Linked DNA regions of Homo sapiens: region 2 is linked to region 1. Evidence: read pairs that join two places in POLR2A ChIA-PET (ENCODE). Cell type or tissue: Panc1. All regions are shown on one strand. Links, peaks and the distances in the headings refer to the core of each region. The heading gives the core; the rest is flanking DNA.

What was found. Peaks named below come from ENCODE experiments on the same cell type or tissue, not always from the same donor. Only the 100,000 strongest peaks of a DNase experiment are listed, where the experiment ranks them.
Region 2: POLR2A ChIA-PET joins it to region 1 with 11 read pairs; 5 of 35 experiments call an interaction of 5 or more read pairs at or near these places.

The regions. Positions count from the first base shown.
Region 1 is chr5:142,905,733-142,911,894 of GRCh38, reverse strand. ARHGAP26 (Rho GTPase activating protein 26) reads right to left here. Exons shown (of 23, transcript NM_001135608.3): 9 at 4,091-4,191. Among named protein-coding and RNA genes, the nearest start is that of ARHGAP26-AS1, 40 kb to the right of the region's middle. In Panc1, for the core only: no CTCF peak of the experiment used is centred there; no DNase peak of the experiment used is centred there.
Region 2 is chr5:142,781,754-142,787,915 of GRCh38, reverse strand. The region is part of intron 1 of ARHGAP26 (Rho GTPase activating protein 26); the gene reads right to left. Among named protein-coding and RNA genes, the nearest start is that of ARHGAP26, 14 kb to the right of the region's middle. In Panc1, for the core only: no CTCF peak of the experiment used is centred there; no DNase peak of the experiment used is centred there; H3K27ac peaks cover 1,771 bases.

The DNA.
Region 1 (6,162 bases), core at 787-5,786:
ACTGAATAGCAAAGATTAATTTCTCAGACAGAACTGCTCTTTCTCTAGTCTGTAAAATATCTGAGTGCAAACACCCAAACATAAGAGATTCTGACTTTGCTGATGTCTAACTATAAATCTGATTTAATGGCTATGGACCAGCTTCCACTTTGAAAGATTACATGAGGTGTCCCAGAGAAATGGGAGGGAATAGGGATATATAAAGGATCACCAAATACATGCAGAAAGAGGAGGAAGATTAATATTCTGTTCCAAGGATGACCATACCATATCAGCAAAAATCTATAAAGATGGTCTGTTCAACTATTGATTGCTTTAAAAAGTGGGGGACGTGGATATCACTTAAACAAGTAAATGAAAAGTTATAACCATGAAAAATTCTGTTTTTAAAAAGCCAAAGTTAAGGAGATCTGACCTGGTCAGGAAGGTTAGGAAAAGCTTTCTTGAGCTGAAACTGAAAGAATTCATAGGAAATAAAATAAGGAGGAGGGAATGGAGCAGGTGGACAGGCCCTGGGGTCAGGGTCCACATAGGCTTGGAGAAACAGCAGGGCAGCTGGTGTGGCTAGAAGCCCAGAGTGAGGGAAAGTAGAAAGAAGAAGACTTTGAGGAGTGACAGAGGCAAGACCATGTAGGATTCTCGTTTGTATCCTGAGAGCAGCAGGAAAATAAAGAAGGGTTTCAATCAAAAGAAGGGATAGGATCGGTTTTGGGCTGCTCCAGATCTGCAGAGGTGCCTCAGGTCAGAGTGTAGGATGCAGGGAAATTCTTCCGTCACACACAGGGTCTGGTCTCCAGGAGGATGTGGCAAATCTGCTCACAACTCCAGATCTGAAGCTATGAGAACAGTGGGTACTTTTAAAGGAAAATAATCCAAATGAAAAGGACAGTGAGGGAACCTAACAGGTGGAGAAAGAGCATGTTAGGAAAAGAAAACACCCAATTATCTAGGTTAAAAGATATTTATGTTATCTATTTATCTATGTTCTATCTACCTCTAGCTCCTAGGAGAGCTCTGTTCAAACATGTATGCAGGCCAAGCATAGTAGAAAACACTGGTAATCCCAGTACTTTGGAGGCCAAGGTGACCAGGAGTTTGAGGCCAGCCTGGGCAACATAGTGAGACTCATCTCTATTTCTTCTTTTTTTCTTTTTTTGAGATGGAGTCTCGCACTGTCGCCCAGGCTGGAATGCAATGGCGCCATCTTGGGTCACTGTAACCTCCACCTCCCAGGCTCAAGCGATTCTCCTGCCTCAGCCTCCCAAATAGCTGGGATTACAGGCATGCGCCACTGCACCCGGCTAATTTTTGTATTTTCATTAGAGATGGGGTTTCACCATGTTGCCCAGGCTGGTCTTGAACTCCTGACCTCAGGTGATCCACCTGCCTCAGCCTCCCAAGTGCTGGGATTAACAGGCGTGAGCCACCACATCCGGCCTCGGTCTCTATTTTTAAAAAATATATACAACAACATCACATGATTCCTCTACACAATCGAGAAGACATCACCTCTAGACAGCCAGTCCTCATATTTCCTTCACCCTAAAGCTGAGGAAATAGTGACGTCATGGGAAGTATAATGAGTTCAGAATCAGGAGATTCAGACTGTGGAAAGAGCGTTTGAGCACCAGCTCTGTAACTTGTTAAATGACCTTAGAAATCATACTCTCTCCTAACCTCAATGTCCTCCTTTGTAAAAGGAGGAAAACTGGATCAAACAGGGTAATATAAATAAAAGGTTGCAGAAAAATATAAAACATAATTTAAATGTAAGGAATTACTAGGAAAATTAACTCTTATAATATCAAGGTCCTAATATAGCACCCATTATGTGTCAGGATTTGTTCCAAAAAATTTTTATATACTAATTCACATAAACCTCTTCACTACCCAATGACATGCTTTCTAGTAACTCTCTGAAGTCTCTGGAGAACCAAACATCCACTATAATTGGTTTCTACCCTTCACTTTCAAGTGTGATAAGAAAGGAATAGAGAAAATACAAAAGAGTTCTTCATTAAAAGTCTGAGAAAGCCCAAGATAAAAGGCCCAAAAACAGACTGTGTGAGAGAACAATTTGGTGAAGCTGATTTCTAGAAGGACTAAGAATTGGGAAGGGACTAAGGCTCAATCCAAGGAAAGCAGGCACAACTCTGTTTCCATTTCATGAAAACTAGGGGACACCTAATAATGTAGGTTTTTAATATTCCTCCTAAATGTAATTTCTCTGTTATGACATTTTAATGTCTGTTTTCCTGAGATTATTTATAAATCAATCCTGCCCCTGCCAAGAAACATAAAAAGGGCTTTGTTATTGCTTTGATTCAGGGAAGGAACAGAGATGCTGATAAACTTCTCTATCATGGCTTAAGTAAAAGAAAGCCAGGAAGAAAAACTGGAAGTGGAAGAGAACAAGGAGCACAACATGGCTGAGTACCTAACAGTAATGACAACAGCACCTAACAGCACTGGCCCAGGCAGACTGAGAGCAAAGCCAGCGCTTTTAACCCCTACTCTATAATGCCCACACACACGCAAACTCAACATGTTGCATAAAAATGTACTGCAGAGAGGACCGAAGTGGAATGCTTGTAGAGGACTAGTTTATCGACAGGTTAGACACAAATGAAAAACTATTTAAGCTGAAGACAGAGTAAGAGAAATTATTCAGAATACAGTCCAGAGACTCAAACAGATAAAACATGTAAATATTTGTATTAAAAACATTTAAATATCTCCAGAGGGAGACAATAGAATGGGAAGGAGGCGAAACTCAAAGGGATAATTGGTGAGAATTTTCCAGAGTTATTGGAAGAGACCAAATCTCAAATCCTGGAAAACCAAAACCTCCCAAGCAATAGATTAAAAAAGAAAAAAATCAAAGCTAGGGCTATCATAATGAAATGTAGAATATCAAAGGAAGAAAATAAAGCATAGGAGCAAAGAGAAAAGACAGGTCACCTCCATAGAAATGCATGTGGCCTGCTGTGGGAACACTCAGAGGAGACTCACAAGCAGGCAGGAGGCGAGAGGCAACAGCCAGGAGGAGGGAAGAACTAGGAGCATTCAAGGAGCTGCCCAATGGCGGGGACACCAGGGAGCCATATGTGCCCAACTGTCTCTTCCAAAGATAGCTACATATCACCTTCTATGCCACGTGCTTTTCCTACAATGAGACTTTGATGCCCCTCCCATGGAGAGGCAGGGTCTACCTCCTCCCCCACTGAAACTGAGAGGGCTATTGTGACCATTTTAACCAATAGATAAGGTAAAAGTAAGGCTCTATGACTTCTGAGATTAAGTCATGAAAAGGCAATGCAGTGTCTACTTTAGTTTCTAGAACATTCACTCCTAAAACCTTTTGCTGCCCTGAGGCCACCATGCTGTGAGGAAGCCCAAACTTGCTAATACAGAGAGACCAAATGGCGAGGCCCTGGGAGTATGCAGAGAAAGAGGGAAAAGGGAAGAAAAGGATACAGGAGAGAGGATGACAGCTGTATCTGGCCAGCTTGAGCTGCTTCAGACCCTCCTTGTTCTAGCTCTAGCTACTGTCTGCTTAGTACTTTATGAGAAACCTCAAGCCTGAACCACCCATCCAAATGCCCCCTGAATTCGTGACCCACAGAAACAATGAGAAATACTAAAATGATTGCTGTTGTTTTAAATGTTGCTAAGTTTTGGGGTGACTTGTTACACAGCAATAGGTAACCAGGACATCTATGTTGCCACTGGCAGCTCTCCAGGTATCAAGTGGGAGTGGGACTGAATCAGTTTCACAGGATGAGGTTATTCAATAATTTTCAGCATATAAAAATATTTGATACGCTTGATATTGTATATATGTGAAATACAAAAATATTTCTTAACTGCAGTTCCTAACGTAAGTTAGAGCTAAGAGTAATCATCTTATTTTAGCGATTCTTCAGCCTCTTAGGCTTCCTGAACTACTATATAAAAATTTTTTAAATTATTAATTTTAAATTTATGATGAAACATAAATATAACACTGGAGGTGTTACTTTATACATGCATTATAATCATTATATGTTAGCCAAGCAAATCAAACATCAAATTTTAAAAATGAACTCACCCCTTTTCCTCCTGACTTTTGGTCAAATGGTACCATGGTGATTTGTTTGGAATCCCGTTGATATGTACAGTAGTGCTTCACCCAAGAAGTTCCAAAGTGACCTGAAAGGTAATATTTCCCATAAAATATCTATACATTCCACTGTATGCTATACATCATGAGCTGGAAAAACCACAACCCATAATTCATAATGCTCATCTACCCTACCCTTAAACTATGTTAGAAGTAATATATTCTCCACACTAGCTAGAATGAATAGACAGAAATCTGATCCCACAGGCTCAAATGAAACCAACCCCGGGATTTCCCCCAGGGACCAAAGAAGACTGTTTCCCATTGATGCTACATCCAGTGGGTCTTAAAATACAACGGAAGTAAAGGTTCCCTGGGGAAACTAATCCCCGTTCCCATCATCAAGCCCCAACTGAAGTTTCCACTCTCTTCACTGACAGGAGTAAGATGATTGAGGAGAGAACGCAGAAAGCCTCCTCCAAGCGCTTGTGACCATTCCCATCTGTTGCGATGACATCATGCTTCCCACACAGCTGCTCTGTGACTCTGTGCACAGACATCAGGGGTTCTGACCTACTTCCAAACCCCTAACTTACTTTAGCAGAACTCAAGAAGATCTGAAAAGCAGACAAGGAGAGCTCAGAGACACCAGAGATGCAGAGTGGAAGTGACTGTCAATGCCCACATGTAACCTCTAAGGACTATGTCCCTCAAGATTAGTATGTCACCTCAAGAGGGAGGTGCCATGCAGTCGTATTCTGGCCAAGTCTCTGATTTTACTCAGTGCTTAGCCAATTACTTGAAAACAAAGCACTATTAAAGGAAGAAGGCATTAGTCAGCCTGCAAAGGACTTCAACCAATACTAGTTTTAGGTGCTTATGGAGATCACACAGCAGAAATTGTTAAAAAAAAAAAATTGTTTAAACATAAAGAGAATTAGCAGACGTTTAATAATTATCAATGGTATGGCATGACTGCCAACTGCAAGTGTTAGATGTCATTTAGTAAACTTAAAAAACAAAACAGTAAATGTTTCCACTGGGCCGTCAAGGACAAATGAAAATACAAACCATCTTAGTGTATTCTTACAGACTGGGGAAAAAATTCCAGTAATTGAACAACACAAAGATTCCCAAAGCACTGTATCTTGGACAACTTGAGCATCAAGATAAATAAGGACAGTTATAAATTATAGCCTCCTGAACAAAAGAGGAACCCATAAATCCAAACTGACAATGGAAAGATGGATAACGGACGGACGGATGGATGGATAGACAGTAGGAAGGGAGAGAGGGAGGAAGAAAGAGGAGCAGGACTCTTCCTTACATAAGTACACTGAATGGCAACTATTAAATGTGGAGGGGTTGGTGGAACTGAGAAGTCACCATTTTGCAACCATCATAGTAAAGATCAGCTCAGGCAAGGATTGTCAATGGATGCTAAATCTATGGAGGTAAAGTGTGATAAGGAGAAGGATATTTACATGATCTTAAGGTGTTACCTTCAGATTGCTAATTAGTTACAAGGGGAAAATAGTGACTGTATAGTGGAGAAACCAGACAATACCTTGACTGGGTGATCAAAATTTACATCACCACTGAGGGGCAGGTCGACACCACATGTGTCCAGATGTGGCCCCAGAGAAGAACTCTTATGTAGGATTTGACCAGAGATGCATAATCCAAATCTAATCATGAAGAAACACCAGATAAACCCATGCTGAAGAAAACTGTATAAAGGAACTGGACTGTGTTGTTCAAAAATGTCAATGTCATGAAAGACAAAGAAAAGCTGGAGAACTGTTCCAGATTAAAGGAGACTAAAGTCATGACAACTAAATGCAGTATGAGGTTCTGTACTGGAGAACAACAAAATGCTTTAGAAGGCCATTATTGATACAACTGGCAAAACTGGAATACGGACTGTAGTTCAGATTAAATATTGCACCAATGTTAAATTTGATATTAGGTTGGTGCAAGAGTTCAATTGCGATTTTAGCCATTACTTTTAATGGCAAGAGTTCAATTGCGATTTTAGCTATTACTTTTAATGGCAAAAA
Region 2 (6,162 bases), core at 727-5,726, 120 kb after region 1:
TCACACAATATACTTGGAGTATTATGTAGCCACCAAAAACCATCTTAGAGAGTAGTTAATGATACATAGGGATGATCATGAACTGTTGAAAAGACTATAAAACCAAAATGACAATCTCTAATCAGTACTATAGGCATAATTTGCATTTTATTTTATCCATCTGTAATTTCTAAATTTTCTCTAATGAACATGTATTGTCTATATAATCATGTTATCTAAGAAAAAATACAGGTTTTTGGATTGCTTTTTTTCCTTTTAATGACTAACCTATGTAGACAGAAAGTCAGGAGAAGGCAGAAGGGTCAGCCTGCTCCTTTGGTGTTGCTGGCTTTGTCAGTGGCTTTGTCAGCTGTGGGCTTGGCTGTCCAAGGGAGGGAGATGTAAGCCATCCATCTTATCCACGTCTCATTGTTTATGTCCAAAATACATTCTCCCTGGAGATTCTAGATCGAGCACCTGCAAAGACTCAGATCTCATACCCAGTTTCCTGACCTCCCCAAATAGGTTTCTAGGTCCCTAATAGGCATTAAAAATACGTAATTATTTCTGGAGCTGTTCAACTAACCCAAATAACATGCTCTCATTCCATGTCCCCAAATTTCCCTTCTTGAAATATAAATTATTGACCTACTTTGTTAAAGACCATTTTAATGGCACTCTCCCACCCCAATGATAAAAATGAGACACTTGACACTGTCATCAGGTCCCATTAGAGAGGTAGAAAATAAGCCACTAAATGTTACCCATCAGAACGGCTAAGCAGTGAGCCAGAAGTTCTGTGCCCACCCTGGTTCTGAGCACATCCTCTCACTCTGAAATGTAACACAGGAAGTATAACAGGAAAGGGAGCCCTAGACAGTGCTGTTCACCTAGATGAGACCACTCACAGTCCGACTAAGAGTTCTCTAGAACCAGAATGTCTTAGTCACCTCAAAGCTGAGAGTCATTTTAGCTATAATTATAGAAATCCAAGCCGGACGCAGTGGCTCATGCCTGTAATCTCAGCACTTTGGGAGGCCAAGGCGGGCAGATCACGAGGTCAGGAGTTCAAGACCAGCCTGGCCAACATGGTGAAACCCCGTCTCTACTAAAAATACAAAAATTAGCCGGCTGTGGTAGCATGTGCCTATAATCCCAGCTACTCGGGAGGCTGAGGCAGGAGAATTGCTTCAGCCCGGGAGGCGGAGGTTGCAGTGAGCCAAGATCATGCCACTGCATAGAGCAAGACTCCATCTCAAAAAAAAAAAAAAAAAAAAAAAAATTCTAGAACTCCAGAAATCTGTTTCACGTCATTTCCATTTACCAAAGGCTTTGTTTTCTCCATAACTGAGATATCAGGGATGAATCCCAGCTACTCAGGAGGCTAAGGTGGGAAGATCATTTGAGGCCAGGAATTTGAGACCAGCCTGAGCAACACAGCAAGATCCTATCTCTAAAAACACTTTTTTAAACTTAGCTGAGCATGGTAGCATGCTCCTCTAGTCCCAGCTACTCAGGAAAATGAGGTGGGAGGAACACTTGAGTCCAGGAGTCCGAGGCTGCAGTGAGCTATGATCACACCACTGCATTCCAGCCTGGGTGATAAAGGAAGACCCCAACTCTTAAAGAAATTAACTTTTTAAAAAATGTATTAGGGCCAAACACCATGGCTTACACCTGTAATCCCAGCACTTTGGGAGGCCAAGGCAGGAGGATCACTTGAGGCCAGGAGTTCTAGACCAGCTGGGCAACACACTGAGACCCCCATCGCTACAAAAAAAAAAAAAAATGTTTTTTAATTAGCCAGGCATAGTGGCAAAAGCCAGTAGTTCTGGCTACTTGGGAGGCTGAGGTGGGAGGATTGCTTGTGCCCAGAAGTCTGAGGGTACAGTGAGCTATGACTGTACTACCACACTGGGTGACAAGACAAGACTCTGTCTATTTAAAAAAAAAAAAAAATACCAGGGATCAGTCACCTCCCTGGTCCTTTGGCAAGGCAAGAGAGAGATGGTAGAAGGCCAGACACAGTGAACAAATGATGGGGGTGTGTGGGGAAAGGTGAAGGGAAAGAAAAAGAAGGGAGGAAAGCAAATGAGAGAAAGAGAAAACATACAGATGGTAGAAAACACGCTTTCTACATTTGGACTGGAATTTCCTAGAACAATGCAAGGTTGCTAGTGAAGAAGAAGGGCTTTCCTGTTAAGACCACTGACACCCCCAAACATCACCATTTCAGCATATAAAAAGTTTACTTTTGTCAATAGTCCCTAAAATGGTTAAAGCTGAAACCCTGAAGTGCAACCAGCCAAATCAGGATAGTACTGGCAATTTTTTTCCTCTGTAGAAATGAAGGAATGCATCTACCTACTGGATTTGGGGTACCCATTCTCAAGCAGAAATAACACGCTCTCGTTCCAATTACTCTCTCTAAAGCAAGATCAACACCAAGGGACAGACAAGACAAAAGAAGTGTGAAACCAGAGGCCTAAAGGCCCCCTCGGCAGTGAGTGTGCATTAGTCAGGTTGCACTAGTAAATCTGTCAGAGGACAAGAATGTGTGAAGAGCAAGAACAGTGCCAGGTCGGAACATCCTGGTGTTGGAACTGCAGCATTCTGAGGAGCTGCAAATTGTTTGGATGCACTGAAGGAAAAGGGTATGTGGCTTCACAAGATCAAGAGACGAAGCAGATAGGAGAGTGCCACACTTGGAGACATGAGTTAAAAATCCTAAGGAATCCCGGCACTTTGGGAGGCCGAGGTGGGCGGATCACGAGATCAGGAGATCGACACCATCCTGGCTAACACAGTGAAACCCTGTCTCTACTAAAAATACAAAAAATTAGCCGGGCATGGTGGTGGGCGCCTGTAGACCCAGCTACTTGGGAGGCTGAGGCAAGAGAATGGCATGAACTCAGGAGGGAGGCGGAGCTTGCAGTGAGCCGAGATCGCGCCACTGCACTCCAGCCTGGACAACAGAGCAAGACTCCATCTCAAAAAAAAAAAAAAAAAAAAATCCTAAGGAAGTGGTTGCCTAGGGATGAGAGGTAGGGATGGAAAGAATGGCAGATATTAGCTAAGGACTACAGGATTGCTTTGGGGGAATGATGAAAATATGCTAATATTAATCGTGAAGATGAATGCAAAATCCTGTGCATATACTAAAAGCCATTGAATTGTATGCTGCAAATGGGTAAATTGTGTCGTGTGAATTGTATCTCAAAAAAGCTGTTTTTAAAAAACATCGTCCATGGTCTCTGCCTACCATCGCCTACCCCCATGCTGCCCATTTGGGGAGCTCAGTAATATGGCTGATTGAGACGGCACATTAAGAGATATGAGTCATCCTTCTCCAGTTTGACATTTTACAAGTTTCTTGCTTAACCATCAAAAAACAAATTGTCTTTCTTAAAGAGACTCAGTTTAGGGGCAGTAAGGATTAGACTCCTTAGGAAAACAAGCAAAATTTAAGTTATCTTCAACTGGTGATCATCTTCATGTACAAATTACGTACGGTTTCAAGCACAAAATCCCAAGCAAGCCCCACTGGGCTGTGTCTTTTCCTTGCAGTATGGTATGAAGTTAAGCTGGCCAGGAGAGGTGGGGGAGATGAGAAGCAAGCCAAAGTTATATCCCAAAAGACACAGAGGCCAAAAGCTATCAGTTCCACTCCAATTTCCTATGCAATGGAGCAGAGCTTCCCTGCTGGGGAACCGATTACAAGCATGCTGGCTACGTAAGAGGAAACAGGCTTTCTTTCCAGAGAGAAACCCATCTTGCTGCTCTAAACAGAGCTGGCAGCATGGTAGTCTGCTGACCTTGCACACTGAGCTCTGGGCAGCTTCGGTCAGAAGGCCGGCAGATTGTGGCAAGTCCTGGCCAGCAGACACAGATGCAGCAGGAGCATCTGGATGCCGAAGCCTACGGATGCTGAGGCACTCGCCTCCAGTGCCTGCCCTGGCCTCCACAATGACATATTGTCCACAGCAGGGGTGGTGTGGCTGATGATCTGCTGGGTAAGTCGCCCACGGTAAAGTCTGTGTCAAACATTTCAGTGCACTAGTCAGATACAAATGCAAGAAAACCTTATTTTTGGAAGAGCAACCCACAGATTTTCTTAAGAAGCAAATAGCAGAGTGAAAGCAGCACTAATTTCCTGGTGGTGACACCCTGGGATCACACCAGCAGCAGCTGTGGTCTGCCCAGTCATCCAGCCCTGCTTTAAAAGGGTGAGAACCAGCTGAGATCAGAACAGAGACAGCAGTATTTGCCAGAAATGAGTTGCCCAGGGGCACCTCCAGGTAGAAGGGGGAGATCAGCTCTCTCTGGGTTTAAGGCATCTCAGCTCCAGAGCCATCACCCAGTCTCTCTCCTCCTCTCCCCAGATCCTGAGTTCCCCTTGCTGTGCAACAGCTCAACCAGCTCATTATGCTTCCTGAATGTTTTTAAAGAAAAAAAAAATGTGAAACATAATTACAGGCTCTGACCCCAAATGACTTTAACCCTGACAAGAGCACCCAAGACTCACTGTGGGAATACAGTTTCCCTGTGATTGCCCAGGAGCAAAAGTTTCCTTTCAGGAGCTCCCCCACATCCGCTGGCAATGCTGCTGAAGGGTTCCCGCTCACAGGCCAAGCTCACGGAACAACTGGATCCCAGGCGTGGAGCCACACTGGCTGACATGTTCTCAAGCTGCTAGAACTTTTACGCTTCTGAAACCCTCCTGCATCATTCCTAGGCCTGCAGTAATGCAAACACCCTCCAGATATCTGAGATGTGCCCACGAGGCTGGAGAGCACAGCTGTGCACATTAAGGAAGAACAGGATTTGGGGACCAGATTTATGCAGAATCTCTGCTGACCTATTTAGACCTAATGTGTGGTCCAAGGACTCCCACCATGCAAATCACTTGGGGTGAGATGGAAGGGAGTGGGGGCGGGGGTATAGGAAATTCGGGTTTCCAGACCTGCCTAGAGCTCATGCATCAGCATTTCCTTGGGTAAAGCCAGAGAATCTGCAGTTAGGGGAATTCTTGTACACCTTCACTTTTAAGAACCACTATCTTACAAGGACACTCTAAAGGCAGATTCCAATAACAGGTCACTTACCACAGGCCTGCTTACACTGCTAAGCATAATATCTACAATTATCTCAGCTGCTCCTCACAATAATATTGTAAGGTATAATAGATATTTATTATCCTCCCTTGCACTTATGCTGTTTTCTCCAGTTTCATCTCCAAAGGTCAAATCCAAAGGCCTCCAAACAGTCCTCACCTAAACTGGCCAGGATGAAACATCAAGTCATCAAAGCCTCTCCAACTCTCTGCTACCCACCTGCTAAATGTGGATGCTCCCTATGGTTTCAGCTTCCACTCTCTTCTCTCACTCCATGCCAGGCGTTCTTCACCCTTGCTGCACATTAGAATCACCTGGGGAGTTTTTAAAATGTCCCATGCCCAGACTGCAACCCAGCCAAATTATATCAGAATCTCTGAAGGTGAGTCCTGAGCTCCTCAGGTGATTTCAATGGACAGCAGAGGCTAAGGACCCCTGCGTGGGTCTCACTCTTATAGATTCAGTCACTCCCAGGGCCTCAAATACCACCTGGAGAGAGCCAAACCTATACCTGTAGCCCTCATCTTCCTCCAGAGTTCCAGACTTGTGCTTCCCACAGCCTTGTGGGTGTCTCCACCTGCATGCCCTGCAGGAACTCAGCAAGGACAAACCTTACTTCACTCTGTATCCCCCATCACACACCACGATTCCTCTCCTGTATGCAGTTCAGCCATCCTCCCAAGGCCTAAGAAGGAAACTCTGGAGATGCCCCTAACTCCTCTGTCATCCCTTCCTCAGGCACTATGCTGCTGACTATGTGTTCTCTTCATCCACACCTGATCATCTACTCTCAAAAACACCATGAATCGGCCAGGCGCAGTGGCTCATGCCTGTAATCCCAGCACTCTGGGAGGCCAAGGCGGGCAGATCACGAAGTCAGGAGATTGAGACCATCCTGAGTAACACGGTGAAACCCCATCTCTACTAAAAAAAAATACAAAAAATTAGCCGGGCATGGTGGCACGCACCTGTAGTCCCAGCTACTCAGGAGGCTGAGGCAGGAGAATCACTTGAACCCGGGAGGCGGAGGTTGCAGTGAGCCAAGATAATACCACTGCACTCCAGCCTG